Linked DNA regions of Mus musculus: region 2 is linked to region 1. A link is a loop called in an ENCODE intact Hi-C map of the cell type or tissue named here. Cell type or tissue: heart. All regions are shown on one strand.

Region 1 (8,000 bases):
CAAACTCTCTGTAGCTGGACTGACAGACGGGTTTATGCCTCCTGATGTGGATGCTAAGAAATCAGCCAGAGATCTTAACCCCTGAGCTATCTTTCCAGCCCCAGGAAATATCAATGCCCCTGACTCTGGCTGTATGGTCCCTCTCCTCAGATAGCAATGTCAAGAAGAAATAGAAGAACTGGGTAAGAGGCAGGGATGTTGTGTGGTTTTGTTTTATTTCATTTTTTGGAGACATCTTGCTATGTAGCCCAGGCAGGTTCAAACTGGCAGCCATCCTCCTGTTTCTCCCAAATGCTGGGAGAACAAGTGTGCAGCACCAGGTCCAGCTGTGACTCTCAGTTCTCCAGGACACGGAGTATATATTCGTGACGTCTGTCCCTAAATTACTCAGCCTAGCGCAGAAACCAGTACTGGCTAATAGACTTGCTCATTAACTTCCTGCACCCTGTTTTTCTTTTCCTTAGCACTATCTAAAGACTTATGAAAGCTCCATGCTGGTTGTATTGTCTAAGGAGGAAGAAGAAAGGCAAGGCCTAGGAAGTGAGAAATAAGCAGACCATTCTAGAGGCTGGCATAGGGTGGGCTAAGAGGAAAGGGCACAGAACAGATGTCAAAAGGCTCTTGGCTGTACATGTTGTCTCTGTCAATGGATCCCACCAGAGGAGCCACCCCTGCCCAAGACATGCCTGCTTGTCACAATGATGACATCCTCAGCGATGCAGGACATCTCCTTGATGGTCAAATAGCACATGCGGCGGAGTGTGGGCTGAAAAAGGCATGGAGAAGACCTGATCAGCTTGGTGGGAGAGGATTAGAGTCAGGAGAAGCCTGATTCTGTGGACGGCAGTCTATACTGACAGGCAGACCTCCTGCCACCCTGCCATGGGTGCAACATCTGCAGAAACGCACAGATCATCAGTGTACTTACATCATTGGACTGGAAGAGCTTGGTCATGGCAAAGAAAGCCTCAGTTGCTTCCGTGGTCCCCAGGTGCTCCCCCTGTGGGAATCAGAAAAGCCACAGGTTTGGACAGGAGGTCAGTAGGCTAGACCTTTGGAGCCTGCAGGCACTTGAGCACAGGCAACAAATGAGAGCCGGAAACTTAAGAGGACCCAGGCCTAGACTGTTGGTTCCAATCACAGAGCTGTCAAAAGCGTAAGGGTACATCTCCATTTACACAACCTCCCCTGTATTCCCTGCCAAGTTCATCTTGTTACCTGGTTTATGAGATAAAGGATCTTGGTGAGGATGTGAGCACATTTCCGGGGATTGATGGGAGTTTCGTTAAAGACCCGAGCCTGTGAAGAAGCAACCATTACCTCTAGCCTAGTACACTTTTCTACCACAGCTGCCCCTCAGTTCATGAAGGGCCTAGAGAACCATAGGGTACGTATTAACTCAGTCCACATAAATGTATTCTCAAGTGGGAAGAGTTTATTTATTTATTTAAGATTTTATTTAAGTATACGAGTACACTGTCGCTGTCTTAGACACACCAGAAGAGGACATCAGATCCTATTACAGATGGTTGTGAGCCACCATGTGGTTGCTGGGAATTGAACTCAGGACCTCTGGAAGAATAAGCAGCCAGTGCTCTTAACCGCTGAGCCATCTGTCCAGCTCCCAAGAGTTTATTTTTCTTAATTTATCTACTAACCATACCAGAAGTCTTCCCTTGGGCTGCCCTAATACTAGCCACACTAGCAAATACAATGAATAAAGTCCCATCTTCCTGGACCCAGGCTTTATAAACCAGCACTCCATGTATGTTAGTATCTGACAGCAGGGCTGGCAGGTATTCCTGACCAGACACAGGCATGGTGGCACTTGCCTCTTGGAGTACGGCACTCTTCTCCAGGTGCTGGAGGGGGTTGGAGCCTCCACCTGCAGTGCACAGAGAAGACTGATTACGGTTGTGATCTTGAATGAACTGCTTTTCTCCTTTTTCCTGTGCTGACACAGACTCTCATGTATCGCATGCTAGCCTTTAACTCAAAATGTAGCAGAGGTCGGCTCTTGTGCATCTGATCTTCCCGCCTCGGCCTCCTGGTTTACATGGTACTGTGGATCATACACAGGGCTTCACCCAAGCTAAGCAAGCACTCTATCAACTGAGTTACAGCCCCGAACTGTGACCCTAAACCTGCCAAACACGAGGAAGAGAGAAGGAAGTCTCTATCATCTACCAGAGGCCGTCAAGGCTCTCTCACAGTCACCTAAGCATTCTTTCTGAGCATTTTAGGGTTCAATAATTGGCACTGATCTATGCAACCAGAACTTAAATGAATCTATGTGTCGGAGACAACCAACACTAACTAACCTGTGACTGAGTTTCCCTGACAGCAGATATTACATTAAAAAATTATGCATGCGATTATCTGGTTACTGTCTGGGCTCTCCATCCTAACATTCCTATTGCAGGCATCTAGTATCGAACTTGCTTTAGCTACTGTAATATTATGATCAGTGAGGTGCCTGATGTTCAGTAATTGTAGTTTATTGAATGAATGAAACGGTCAGGGTTATTAACTGTAGGACTGGTTACACCCAGATAGGCAAAGAATTATCGCAGCAAATACCAAGAGGTCGGGTGAAATGCAAGGTAACATCCAGCCTGGGAACCTCCTCTGACAAGATGGGGAAACTGAGGCCCAGAGAGGAGTGTTACCCGCACAAGGTCACGCAGAAATCCTGGCCAGAGCTGGAGAGGGCAAACAGCACGTTTCCTCCGAGAACAGATATAGATGGACCTGCGCACAAGCCCCTGCCCCTCTTGGGCCTCGGATCTGGCTCTGACAGAGGCCCGGAAGAAGGAAGCCAAGGAAGGTCCCATGAACCCCTACGAGGATCTGACCTCCCCAGGTCTTTCAAGGGGCCCTCACCAGACTCCTCGTCCTTCTTGTCGAATTTCTTCAACATGGTGTCAGCGGTAGCTCCACGCAGCAGGAAGATGCTCAGAGTAGCGGTGAGAACAGCTTCTCCCTGCGGCTTCCGTACTCCCGCCCGCCACGTCGCCCTGAGCACTGCACTATGGACTGCGCCTGCGCACTCTGTTGTCTGCGCCTGCGCACAACTGCGCCCACCTTTTTCATTGCCTGTCCGGAGATTGCCAAAACCTAGGTGGAAGAGGGCGGAAGGGGAGGGGTGAGACCCAGGAAAGTGGGCGTGGCTAGACACTGGAGGCGGAGCCTAGACCTGCGGTTGCGGGTGCTCCGCTTCTGCGCCCCCTTGTGGTCCTGTGGCTGCTGTGTTTGCAGTTACCCCTGGCTGAATTTAAAGGGCATTCTGATGGGAGGGTTGCATGCAGCACGCTGACCCCATACATGTTCCCTGCTACTCTTTATTGTCATTTTCCGGAAGTAAGTCTCACTAATAGGTTATTTTTCCGCCACCGGTAAAATGAGCCAATTCAAGTCAGGTTAGAATATTTTAAGGGCAAATTTATTGGGAAGCTGCTCTCAAACAAGTTCACTGGCCCCAAGGATTGAGGCCAGAGGAGTCACCATGACAGAGATGGTGGTGAGAGGGAAAAGGGCATCTGTTGCTAGCCAAGGAACCGATTCCATCCGAGTCTAGCTTTGTAAGGCAATGAATAGAGTTATGTACATTTGTGCTTTAACATTGAGATATAACTGGACATAGCGAGTAATTTCAACACTCATGAGGCAGAGAAAGGAGGATGAGAAGTTCAAGGCCATCCCCCTGCACCAGACCTACATGACTTCCACCTCAAAAAATAGAGCCAATGAGATGGCTCAGCCGCTAAGTTAAGGTGCTTGCTGCCAAGTCTGAGGGCCAGGTTCAGTTGTGAAAATTATTAAATGAGTCTTTTCTACCAAATACTATAAAACTTGTGGTTTGACAAGGAATTCAAATATTGTTGCTGACAAATTGGCCCACAGAGAAGATGAGTATTAGGCAAGGGGAGAGGGTGAGGCAAGCCAAGCCAGATAGTTAGGGGAATTTAGCAGCTCTGACTTGATAGCAATCAGGCCATTTCTGTAACTCTGACTTACTTATTAGAGATCAGGCCATTTCTGTTGCTCTGACTGACTAGCAACCAAGAGCGTCTTTATTTACACAAGTTTCACAGAACAAAGACAAGCTAATGATTATCCAGTAGTACAAAATATGTCTGACTTATCATTACATAACCAGGGTTAAAAGCTCAGTTACAAATAGAAAATATAAACAACAGATTTTATTCTTATTATCTGCCCTATAACACCAATTTAAAGAATCTAAAGACTGTCTCCTCCAAAACAAACACACTTACTATGTGGCAGGCTGCTTGTAGGCTGGCAGTGTTTGCAGTTTTAAAGCACTCCAGACAAACAGGAAATATCTGAATTGGTCTTTTTATGAGCTGCAAAGATGACTATCTAACTTCATTATATGTTTTATCATGTAAAACATGATTAAACATGATAAACATAGTAGAAAATGTTTATTTTAGTCAATATAAATTGTTTACTGAGTTTATTCCTCCAGGGGTATGCCCTGTATGACTCCCTGTCTTTAAACTCCATTTTCAGAGAGCTTTAAGCCTATAATAAAAAAGAGACATTGAATCTGTAATCTATTTTGGACAGAGTTCATCAATTGTCTGTTTGCCCTCCATCAGTTATCCTTCGTGAGTTTGCTCAGGGGCCGATACCCCAAGCCGATTCCTGGAGTAATGGCCTCATGGAGCTATGTGCTTATCTGTGGTTAATGATCTCCAGGGCATAAGGAAGACTTCCAAATAAAGTTAATTTTAGGATTTTTCTTAAAGACTCAGACATAATTCATAATTTTCCCCAGGAAAAGACATAAACTGAATCATAACACATACAGTCCCCAAGAATGCAACATGCAGGGAACAAAACCAAAAGTTAGAGTTAGAAGAGCATCGATTGCAGCAGTTGGCTCGCTCGGCTTTGCTGGAACTGTGTGAGGTAGCCAGTGAGCATGGCTGTACCACCTAGCAATGCTTCATAGTACTTTTTTCTCTTTTTTCCAAGACAGGGTTTCTCTGTGTAGCCCTGGCTATCCTAGAACTCACTCTGTAGACCTCAAACTCAGAAATCCACCTGCCTCTGCCTCTGCCTCTGCCTCTGCCTCTGCCTCTGCCTCTGCCTCTGCCTCTGCCTCTGCCTCTGCCTCTGCCTCTGCCTCTGCCTCTGCCTCTGCCTCTGCCTCTGCCTCTGCCTCTGCCTCTGCCTCTGCCTCTGCCTCCCAAGTGCTGGGACTAAAGGTGTGCGCCACCACTTCCTGGCTCGTATTACTTAATATTATAGACTATACAGATGAAACCAGAGAGTTGGCTGCTGATTCCATTCTTATAAAAACAGCCATTTGGTGCATTAGTCAGGGTTTTAGGTTTTTAAAATGTATTTTTGCCCTGAAGTGAGTGTTAATTTGATGGGAACTCTGCTTTTAAAAAATCACTACTTAAAGCCGAGCATGGTGGTAGATGCCTTTAATTCCAGCACTTGGAAGGCAGAGGCAGGCAGATCTCTGTGAGTTCAAGGCCAGCCTGGTCTACACAGTGAGTTCTAGATCAACCAGGGCTACACAGAGAAACCCTGTCTCAAACAAAAACAAAAGTTCTAATAAAGTTTACTCTTGATAAAGAAATTTTTTAAGATTTATTTATTTGTTTGTTTGTTTATTATATATGAGTATATTGTTGCTCTCTTCAGACACACCAGAAGAGGGCATCAGATCCCAGATGGTTGTGAGCCATCATGTGGTTACTGGGAATTGAACTCAGAACCCCTGGAAGAGCAGCCGGTACTCTTAACTGCTGAGCCATGTCTACAGCTCAAAAAAGAAGTTTTAAGGAAGGAAATAGAAGACTATCTGTCTTCTTTCCTTGAGAGCATTTGGTGTCATCTTGAAGAATCATTGCTTAAGCCAAGATCATTTTCATCTCTGTTCTCTTCAGAGAGTCAGACTTTTGATTCTTATATCTAGTACTTTCATCCATTTTGATTAGTTTTTTTTTTAACATCTTTTGTGGCTAAGTAGGCCATAATACTAATTTTTTCAAAGATTTATTTTATTTTTTAATGTATGTGAGTACACTTTTGCTCTCTTGAGACACACCAGAAGAGGGCACCGGATCCCATTACAGATGGTTGTGAGCCACCATGTGGTTGCTGGGAATTGAACTCAGGACCTCTGAGAAAGCAGTCAGGGAGAAGTGGGAGAGAGTATTGCATGCATGTATGAAATTGTCAAAGAACAATTACAAAAACGAGGGGCTGTAGAGATGGCTCAGGGATCAAGAGCAAGCATTTGCTGCTCTTCCAGAAGACCAGCACCACTTGACTCACAACCAATGGTAACTCTACCTCCAGGGGATGTAATCCCCTCTTCTGTCTTCCAGGGCACCCACACACATTTTTGCACACACATGTACACAAACAAACACAAAAATAAAAGTTAAAATCTGAAAATGTAATGGTATTATTCTAATATTTTTGTCACCATAGTACCCAAATTAAAAAGGAAACGTACAGTGTATTGTAGGGTTTTCAGGTCTTCCTCTGACATCACCAATTCTTTCTGTTTTGTTTTTCAGAAGTCAGAACATGAGATAGGAAGCTAGGCCCTACCAGTCCACCAAAATGACTTGGAAAGAGCATGAATGTCTGCTCAGTGTAATGAGGAGATGCAGGACCATCCTTGCTTCAGGAACAGTCTCTGGCCTCATAAGACAAATGCTTGTTTAGCATGCAAGAAGAGTCCCTGAGTTTGATGCCCATTATTACATAAACTGTGTATGAAGACACATACTTGTAACTCCAGTACTCAGGAGGTAAAGGCAGGACTACAAGGTCAAGGGCATCATTGGCCATGTAGTGAGTATGAAGCTAGCCTAGGATACATGAAACTCTTTCTAAAACAAAACAAAACAAAACAAAACAAAACAAAACAAAACACACACACACACACACACACAATCTCAGTGGAGACTGATTTGTTTTTCCAAAGTGAAAAATAATTTATCTGTTTGTTGGACAACCATGATACTTCCCTGAACCAGTGAGATGCACCTGCTTACACTGGGGAAGCCCAGCCCGCTTTCTTCAGTATCCTGAGTTCATAACAACCTCATCCAAAACCCCTGTCAACAGAAACTCCCAGAATCATGTTTGCCCAAAGACCTGGCACTTGAGGCTCAGGTGAGTTGACATCTAAGGTAAGGGATCCCAAGCTATCTCTCTCTCCACCTTCAGAATGTTTGCTGTATCTAGTACCTGGCACAAAGTACATGCTCCAAAAATAGTAGTTAAATGGCAGACCCAGATCCCAGCACCGGTTTGAACAACTCCAGGTTTATGTATGTATTTATTTTTACAAGACATCCCCTTGGGTTGGATGGATAGCTTAGTAGAGTTTGCCTGGCACATGCAAGGCCCTGGGTTTGATCCCAACACTGCAAGAAAGCAAATGAGTAAGACCTGCTTTCTGGCTGGGGATGGAACTCTGGACAAAGGGAAGGGAGGAAGAAAGGGAAAGAGAGAGGGAGAAGGAAGTGGAAAGGGGGAGAATGGAGGGAAGGAGAGAGAGAGGAAGAAGGGGGGAGGGAGGAGAGAAAGGAAAAGGAAGGGGAACAGAAAATCCCCTGCTGTCGGCCCCTTAAGGTTTCATGGGGGGAAATGCATAGACATCAAATTAATGTCTCTGTAGTGGTGTGTTTCCTTTCATATGATACAATCAAAAAAGGCCTGAACTGGGTGTTTTGTAGGTTCCCAGATCTTAAGCAGTGAAATCACACACACACACACACACACACACACACACACACACACACACACACACACCTTCATCTTCTTCTGTATTCTGGTTAGCAGAGCAGGCTCCTGGAAGCTGCTTCCCTGTTACTATGGCACCCACAGAGGAGAAGCAGCATCTGCAAGATCCTCCCTCCGCCTTGCAGGAGGGGTGGTGTAGGAAGGCCTGCCAGTGATTCAGCAGGAGCTGGTGACACTGAAGTAGAAAGGGTTGG
Region 2 (8,000 bases), 190 kb before region 1:
GCTGATGAAAGCGTCTAAAAAAGGGAGATGAAGGAATTCGGGGATCCAAAGCCTGCACATATGTAGAACAGGGCAGAAGCACAGGAAATATACAAAGGACTGTAAGATCTGACCTTTGGCCAACCTTTTGGTTCTGTGCACATTGGAAGAGAAGGATGAGATACAGCTGTAAACTGAAGAATTTACTCGTGCCTTGTTCAGCAAGGGCTTGGTGATGATTGAGTTTGTCATCATCAGCTCTTACACAGCAAGAGACCAGATCAGCCACTCTCAGTGTAAGGTCTCCACACGAGCTGTGAACATCTGGGAGCAGGAAGCAGCCACCCACACTTCTGTACACTCTGTCAATACTTGCACACAAAACGGAGAAAGGCTTTGCCGGTTTGCAACCGTCTGAAGCATTGGTCTTTGTTACCAGTGTACATCAGGTCGTCCTTCACTCCTTACACATCCATTCAAGGTTTCCTCCACTCAGCGCACAACTGATCATTAAAGGTAAATAAGTTTTCACATGTGCACAGAACAAAGTTGAGAAATTTAATGATTCTCCATGTTTAAAGAAGTCTCTCTCCAGTAGCCATTGGCCATTCAGCTAGCTGTTCAAACTGTTCACAAATAAAAAATAAAATGGGGGGCTAGGTGTGGTGGTGTACATGTTTAATTTTTAGCATTTTGTGGGCAGAGGCAGGTGGATCTTTCTGGGTTCAATGCTGGGCTGGTCTACAGAGTGAATTGGAAGACAGACAGGGCTATGCAGATACCCTGTCTCAAAAAGAAGAAGCAGGAGGAGGTGGTGATGAAAGAGGAGGAGGAAGAAGAGGAGGAAGAGGAGGAGAGGGAGGATAAAAAGAAAAAACTTTTAACCTTGCAGAGAAATTAGGCAGATAGAAATATAGACAGTGGAGCCTGGACAGATGGTTCAGCAGGTAAAAGCAGTGGCTGCACTTGCAGAAGTCCCAGCACCCTCATGATGACTCACAAACATTAGTAATTCCAGTTCCAGTGGATCTGACATCCTCTTCTGACCTCTGTATCAGGAATGCAGGTAATACATAGACATACGTACAGGCAAAACATCTATACACATGCTGTATATATATTTATATAGTTTTAAGTGTAATTTATTCAAGTGTGGTGGCAAATGTCTGTAATCAAAAGCACTTAAGGAGATATAGGCAGTACAGGCAAGAACAGGTGCTGAAATCCAGCCTGAGTGCACAACATCCTGTCTTGCAAACAAAAAAGGTATTGTTTCAATATGTTGTACTAGGTCAAGTGAATAACCATATGGTTGTTTTTCTTCTTCTTTTCTTTCTTTCTTTCTTTCTTTCTTTCTTTCTTTCTTTCTTTCTTTCTTTCCTTTTCTTTTCCTTTCTTTTCTTTTCCTCCTTCTCCTCCTCCTTTCTCCTCCTCCTCCTCCTTTCTCCTCCTCCTCCTTCTTTCTCCTTCTCCTTCTCCTTTTCCTCCTCCTCCTCTTCCTTTTCCTCCTTCTCTTCCTCTTCCTCGTATTTGTTTGTTTGTTTGTTTGTTGAGACAAAGTTTCTCTGTGTAGTCCTACACTGGCTGTCCTAGAACTCACTCTGTAAACCAGGCTGATCTCAAACTCAAAGAGATCTACCTACCTCTGCCTCTTGAGTGCTGAGATTAAAGGCATGTGGCAACACTGCTTGGCTCTTTTATAATTCTTATTTTTCTTTTTAAATTTTTTTCTTTTTTCTTTTTTTTTGGGGGGGGACATTTATATATCTGTTGGTTTGAACTTTATTATACAACTTTAGAGATAATGCCTTTGCCTCTCCACAAACTTTTAAATTGTTATTAGGCTGGAGAGATGACTCAGTGGTAAGAGCACTGGCTGCTCTTTCAGAGGGCCAGGGGTTCAATTCCCAGCATCCACATGTCAGCTCACAACTGTCTGTAACTCCAGTTTCAGGGGATCTGACAGCAGGGACCCTCACACCAATGCACATAAAATAAATAATTAAATTGTTATCACCCAAAGATTCCTGGCAACCCTTATTATGATCTCAATGTTTATTTTTGGTTGAGTTTTCTCTCACTGTCGGTCGGTCTCTCTCTGTCTCTGTCTGTCTCTCTATCTCTCTCTCTCTGTCTCTCTCTCTCTCTGTGTATACATTTGTTTGCATGAATGCAGGCGAGCACGTGTGTATGTGTCAGAGCACAATACCAGGCATTGGTCCTCACCGTCCTCCTGGTCTGAGTCAGGGTCTTTGTTGGTTTCTGCTACATATGCCAGACTAGCTGGGCCTCAGGTTTCTAGGGGTTCTACCGTCTTTACCTCCACTTCCCTGTAGGCTCACTGTGATACAAAGTCTTGTCCAGCTTTTATGTGGGCTCTGGAAATTCAAACTCAGGTCCTCATGTTTATGGGGCAAGTGTTTTTACCCCTGACTCATCCTTCCAGCACTCCATGAATCTTTTTGTTTGTGTGGTCTAGACAGCATCTCACTGTTTAGCCCTGACTGACCTAGAACCATGCACCACACCTGGCCATATAAACTGACAATGTTTGTTTGTTTTTAAATAAGAGGGAGAGCGCAGGCAAAGGGATCTGGAAGATTCCAGAGCAGAGAGGCAGAGAGAGAAAGTAGGAAACTAAAGATGGTCAGAAGACTGACCTGGTCATGAGAATAGTAAGAGCAGAGAGCATGTAAGGAGAAACAAAAATGGGAGACAGAGAAATAGGTAAAATGGGGCAAAGAACAAAGCATAGCCGAAATAGCAGGGTTATAAGGAGAGAGTGGCTTGAAAGGAGGAAAACCTGAGTGTAGGAAAACTCTAGGGTGGGGAGGAGGTGAGAAGGGCAAGGGTGCTAGCATGGCCTCTGAAATGTCTGACAGGTACTGTATGGTGACGACGAGGGAGGCTGGTGACCAGCCTGCGCTCTGCTACGCTAATAGAAACCACAGGTAACTCTTTTTCTTTTCTGCCTTTCAGAATTTAGGGAAATAGAGTTTCCTTTGGACCTGGCAGACTTGTGCTTTTTGTTTGTTTGTTTTGTTTTTGTCACAACAGGTGGCACTATGTAGCTCTAGCCATTAGCATTATATCTAAGCTCCATTCCACAGTTACCTGGCAACAGCCAGGTATGCTCCTCTCCATAGTTACCCGGCAACAGCTAGGTAGGGACCCAATATAAAAGGGGCTTCTGGCCCCCTCCTATTTCTTTTGCTCTTCCCTTCTTGCTCCCTGTTGCCCCCTTCTCTCTCTCTGTCTCTCTCTGTCTCTGTCTCTGTCTCTCTCTCTCCCTTTCTCTGCCTCTACTACCCTCTTAACTCCCTTCCCCATGCGCTGAATAAACTCTTTTCTATACAATACCATCATGTGGCTGGTCCCTCCAGGGGAAGGGATGCCTTGGCATGGGCCCCCTTCCCCCATACCTGACTACACCCCCATAGAACATATCTCCCCTCTCTTTATCTTTTTATAAACACATCTATCTTTTTATAAACACATCTACTATCTGTGGAACTCACTATGTAGGCCAGACTGGCCTCAAACTCACAGACGTCTGCCTGCATCTGTCCCCTGAGAGATAGGATTAAAGGGGTGCACCACTACACCCAGTATTGTGTGGATTTTAAAAGATAATATAATCAGAAACATTCTAAGTTTTCTTCCCTTAAACTCACAAGCACCCCCACAGGATCTTCTTTTATACTTATGGAGATAATTAGTTTGGACTTTTTCATCAACCTTTTTTTTTTTTTTTTCTGTTAGATTTCTTCACTAAGCATCTTCAGTGTCCTGGTAACTTCCTAATTTCTTGGTGCACATGGTGTTCTTATATTTGTACACCTTTCTTGGCAACTCAAATACATTGTCCAAAATGTTTCCTCTAGGACTCCACTCTTTTCCAGTCTCAAAACACCTAACATCAACTCAGACTCTTGCTTCTGATCCTTCAGGATTTCTACATTTTTCTCCTTCTTCCTCTACTACATTAAGCTAGGAGATCTTATATCTTATTTTGGTCCCCTAGACGGAAATAAAAACATTTTGAATCATAACTGACATAGTGCCTCCCTCTTTGTAATCCCAGCACATAAGAGGCTTAAACAGAAGGATAACTATGAATTGAAGGCCACACTGGGCTCCAGTGAATTCCATAGTCCATAAGCAATCTGTAGAGATTCTATTTCAAAAACAAAAACCAATAACAAACACTTCTGACCTTTGCGGGCCCCTAAACACACTGCATGGTGCACACATATACATGGAGATAAAACAGTCCTAAACATAAAATAAATACGTTTTATTTTTTTAAAAAAATCTGGCACTGTAACTAAAAGATCATTAACTCTCACAATGATGAATGCAAAGGCCTCCAATTCTGTCTCGACCAGGAGTTAGCTAAGCCCGTGAGGAGGAAGTGATTCGGTTTCTTCCCCGGAAAACTTTAGCATGTTCTCAGCTCCTGGCCTCCATCTCTAACTCGTCTGGCCTCGCCCCTCCAGGCTCCGCCCCTCCAGGCTGTGCGCTGAGTAAACTCAGCCTGGTTAGAACTCCAGGCTCTCTCCTGCTTGTTGATGTCAATGGTCCTGGCCGACCCGGAAGCAGAATTCCCAAGTCAAAGACCTCGCATCGGATAAAGCAGCGCTGCCGCTAGGGGGTGTGGAAGCCGCGGTGACGTCCTGCGACTTCTCTTAAGCTAGCCTGCGCCTCCGGAAATGAAGGCTTGTAGCACTCGCTCTCGCCGCTTCCTTCCTGTTGTTCGTGTGTGGACAGGCATCCTTGCTTAGAAGCAATCGCTGAGATTTCACCTACAGGATCACCACTGCGGAGTTCCTGTAGTTGCGGGAGGCAACCCAGAGGAGAAGCCGGCGAAGCAGCGGGTGCCCATGGCTAAAGGAATGAAGCCTGGTCTCCTAGCCATTGTGGTTGGGTGCCAGGAGCACGAAGGCGAAGGTGCCACTCCATATGGTGTAATGACAGTGTTTCCTTGCCAGTGTTCTTGAGGGTTTTCCAAGACACAAAACTTGACTGCAGACAGTCTCCCTTTTCCAGTTTTCAGCAACAATTCTTTTTGGTTTTTCAAGACAGGGTTTCTCTGTGTAGCCCTGGCTGTCCTGGAACTCATTCTGTAAGACCAGGCTGGCCTCGAACTCAGAAATCCGCCTGCCTCTTCCTCCCGAGTGCTGGGATTAAAGGCGTGCGCCACCACGCTCGGCTCAGCAACAATTTTCTTTCTTTTTTTTTTTTTAGCACTATTTTGCACATGGATTTCTTATTTATTTATTTATTTATTTACTTATTTATTATATGTAAGTACACTGTAGCTGTCTTCAGACACTCCAGAGGAGGGCATCAGATCCCATTACGGTTGTGAGCCACCATGTGGTTGCTGGGATTTGAACTCAGGACCTCTGGAAGAGCAGTCAGTGCTCTTAACCACTGAGCCATCTCTCCAGCCCCTCAGCAACAATTCTTAACCCGGCAGAGTGAAACCTTTTCCGCGGGAATCTCTAATCCCTAACAGTGCAGAACAGTGATTTGTGGAGCTGAGGCAGTTTAGAAAGCCAGGGAAAATTAGGGCGCCATGGGAGAGAAAGGGGCCCTAGAAGAGAATACTGTGAATTAAGAATTCTCTGCGAACATTGCCTTCACAGACTATTTTTTTTTATTTTTTTTTAAAGATTTATTTATTTATTATATGTAAGTACACTGTAGCTGTCTTCTGACACACCAGAAGAGGGAGTCAGATCTCGTTAGGGATGGTTGTGAGCCACCATGTGGTTGCTGGGATTTGAACTCAGGACCTTTGGAAGAGCAGTCAGGTGCTCTTACCTGCTGAACCATCTCACCAGCCCCGACTATTTTTATTAAATAGGAATATGTCAAAGAATGTAACAATAGCTGAGTTTGTGGCGCTCAGTGAGTTTGAAACTAGCCTGAGCTTTGGAGGGTGGTCTTGCCTCCATCCAAAAGGAAGAACGCAAGGTCTTAGACTGTTTGGCCTTAAAGCATGATTCTTTGACATTTTGTTTTAACTTTTTGAGAGGTTACATGTAGCATAGGTTGGTCCCAATTTTATATAGCTAATGATGCTCTTGACTTTCTGATCTCCTACCTCTTCCTCCGAGAGCTGGGAATCAGGTGCCCTGCCACACCTAACTTTATTTGGTTTTACTTTTTGAGGCAGGGTCTCACACTAGCCCAGGCTGGCTCTGGCTAGCTGGTGGCTTGTCTCATGCCTTAGCCACCCCAGCGCTAGGATTATAGGTATGGTCACCACACCTGGATACACCTTTGAGTTTCACTTTTAAGGACCCTAAGCTGTGACTTGTAACTTTCCGAAGATCTTAAAAGATTACTAGCCTTATATACCAGTCAAAACGAGGTTTCACGTCACTGTAACCACTATAGTAAAGATGGATGTGGCATGTCAACCTGTGCTTTTGTCCTGTCAGCCTATGATCCTGTCCAACCTACCTCAGAAAACAAACTGTGCTCACACTTTAAAAAAAAAAAAAAAAAAAAAGACGAGGGAACAAAGTTCTTCAGAACACTTTGGATAGCGTACCTTCAAAAGTTGCCCCAATCATACATACGACAATATTAAAACACTTACATGTAGCCGTGAGTTGAGAAACCCATACCTACACTTGGATATTTAATGTGTACTGTACTCCTAAGCATCTTTCTCTTTAAATATCTAAGTTTAAATGTATGCTTAAAAAAACCTTTTTTTTTTTTAAGGACATGATCTCACTATGTATCTTCAGTTGGCCTGGAACTCGCCATGTACACCAGGTTGGCCTCAAGCTCACATAGATCACCTGCCTCCGCCTACTGCCACTATGCCCAATCGAAAACATTCTCGTTATAAACGTGTCGCAAATCCTCCTGGACTTCTCTCTGCAGCAGGTCAAGAATCCCAGCTTTGGGGGAGGCTAGCAATGTGGATTCCTGTAATGGACAAAGTCCTGTCAGACCTCCAGTGGACTTCCTCCACTCCATAAACCAGGAGTGAGAGTGTACACTTGTGAGCCCAGCACTCAGGAGGGTCAGGAGTTCAAGGTCATTATCAGCAGAATAGCAAATTCAAGCCAACCTGGGCTACAAGAGACTCTAACTCAAAGACAAAATTTTATCTTTGGGTCTGGAGATGTAGTTCAGATGGTGGTGTGCTTGCCTAACATCTACAAAACCCTGAGTTTTATCCCCAGTAACACATAAGCCAGACAGAGTGGAATAAACTTGTAATCCCAGCACTTGAGACTGGAGGCAAGTAGCAAGTTTGAGATCAACCTGGAGCACATGAGACAATTTACAAAAACTAAAAAAAAAAAAAAAAAAAAATCCTGGCCAGGCATTTGGGGCTCACAACTCTCAGCCCAGTACTCTGGAGCCAGAAGCAGATTATCTCTGTAAGGCCTGTCTGGTCAACATGGCAAGTTCCAGGCCAACCTAGATTATACAGTGAGACCCTGACTCCAAAAACAAAGAGAAAAGCAAAACAAACAAACAAAAATCCTTGCTCACATGAATCTCTGTAGAGAATTTAAGTCTTGTTTTTAATACAGTTGAGGTGTAACTCCCCACTTTTCTCTGCTGTTGACAGAACCAACTCCAAAGTGTATGAGATCTAAGCACAGAAAAATGTATAGAGAGAGGCCACTGCTTTTAGACAAAAACCATCCACTCAGGTGAAGATATATGAGTTTGTGGAGCATTGACTAGCTCACCAGGAATAACCAGCTGGTAACTGACCAACAAAAGGATCAAATTTTTTGAGGTTCATAGATTATGATTCCTAAGCATCTATTTGTCTGTCACACACACACACACACACACACACACACACACACTCCTAAATGCACACACCCATGAATGAAGGCGAGTGGACTGCTTGTGGGAGTTGGTTCTCCCACATGGAGATCTAACTCAAATCTTCAGACACAATGGCCAGTGCCTTTATCCACTGAGCCATGTCAATAAACTACAATTTAGGGGACACAAGTTATGAGCTAGTGTAT

Evidence for each region. A loop is a pair of places that touch in the nucleus more often than their neighbours do. Peaks named below come from ENCODE experiments on the same cell type or tissue, not always from the same donor. Only the 100,000 strongest peaks of a DNase experiment are listed, where the experiment ranks them.
Region 2: a loop joins it to region 1, with 5 times the contacts of the local background. A loop is called at or near these places in 2 of 42 quality-filtered maps.

What each region holds. Positions count from the first base shown.
Region 1 is chr6:87,882,956-87,890,955 of GRCm38, reverse strand. It overlaps Copg1 (coatomer protein complex, subunit gamma 1), which reads right to left and starts at 3,016. Exons shown (of 24, transcript NM_017477.2): 1 at 2,884-3,016; 2 at 1,833-1,885; 3 at 1,219-1,299; 4 at 929-1,000; 5 at 687-766. The coding sequence starts at 2,920. In heart, no CTCF peak of the experiment used is centred here; a DNase peak (open chromatin) is centred at 3,115; H3K4me3 peaks cover 1,747 bases; H3K27ac peaks cover 1,359 bases.
Region 2 is chr6:88,071,850-88,079,849 of GRCm38, reverse strand. No RefSeq gene overlaps it. Among named protein-coding and RNA genes, the nearest start is that of Rpn1, 8.6 kb to the left of the region's middle. In heart, a CTCF peak has its summit at 4,632; a DNase peak (open chromatin) is centred at 4,579; H3K4me3 peaks cover 1,233 bases; H3K27ac peaks cover 1,219 bases; H3K27me3 peaks cover 1,491 bases.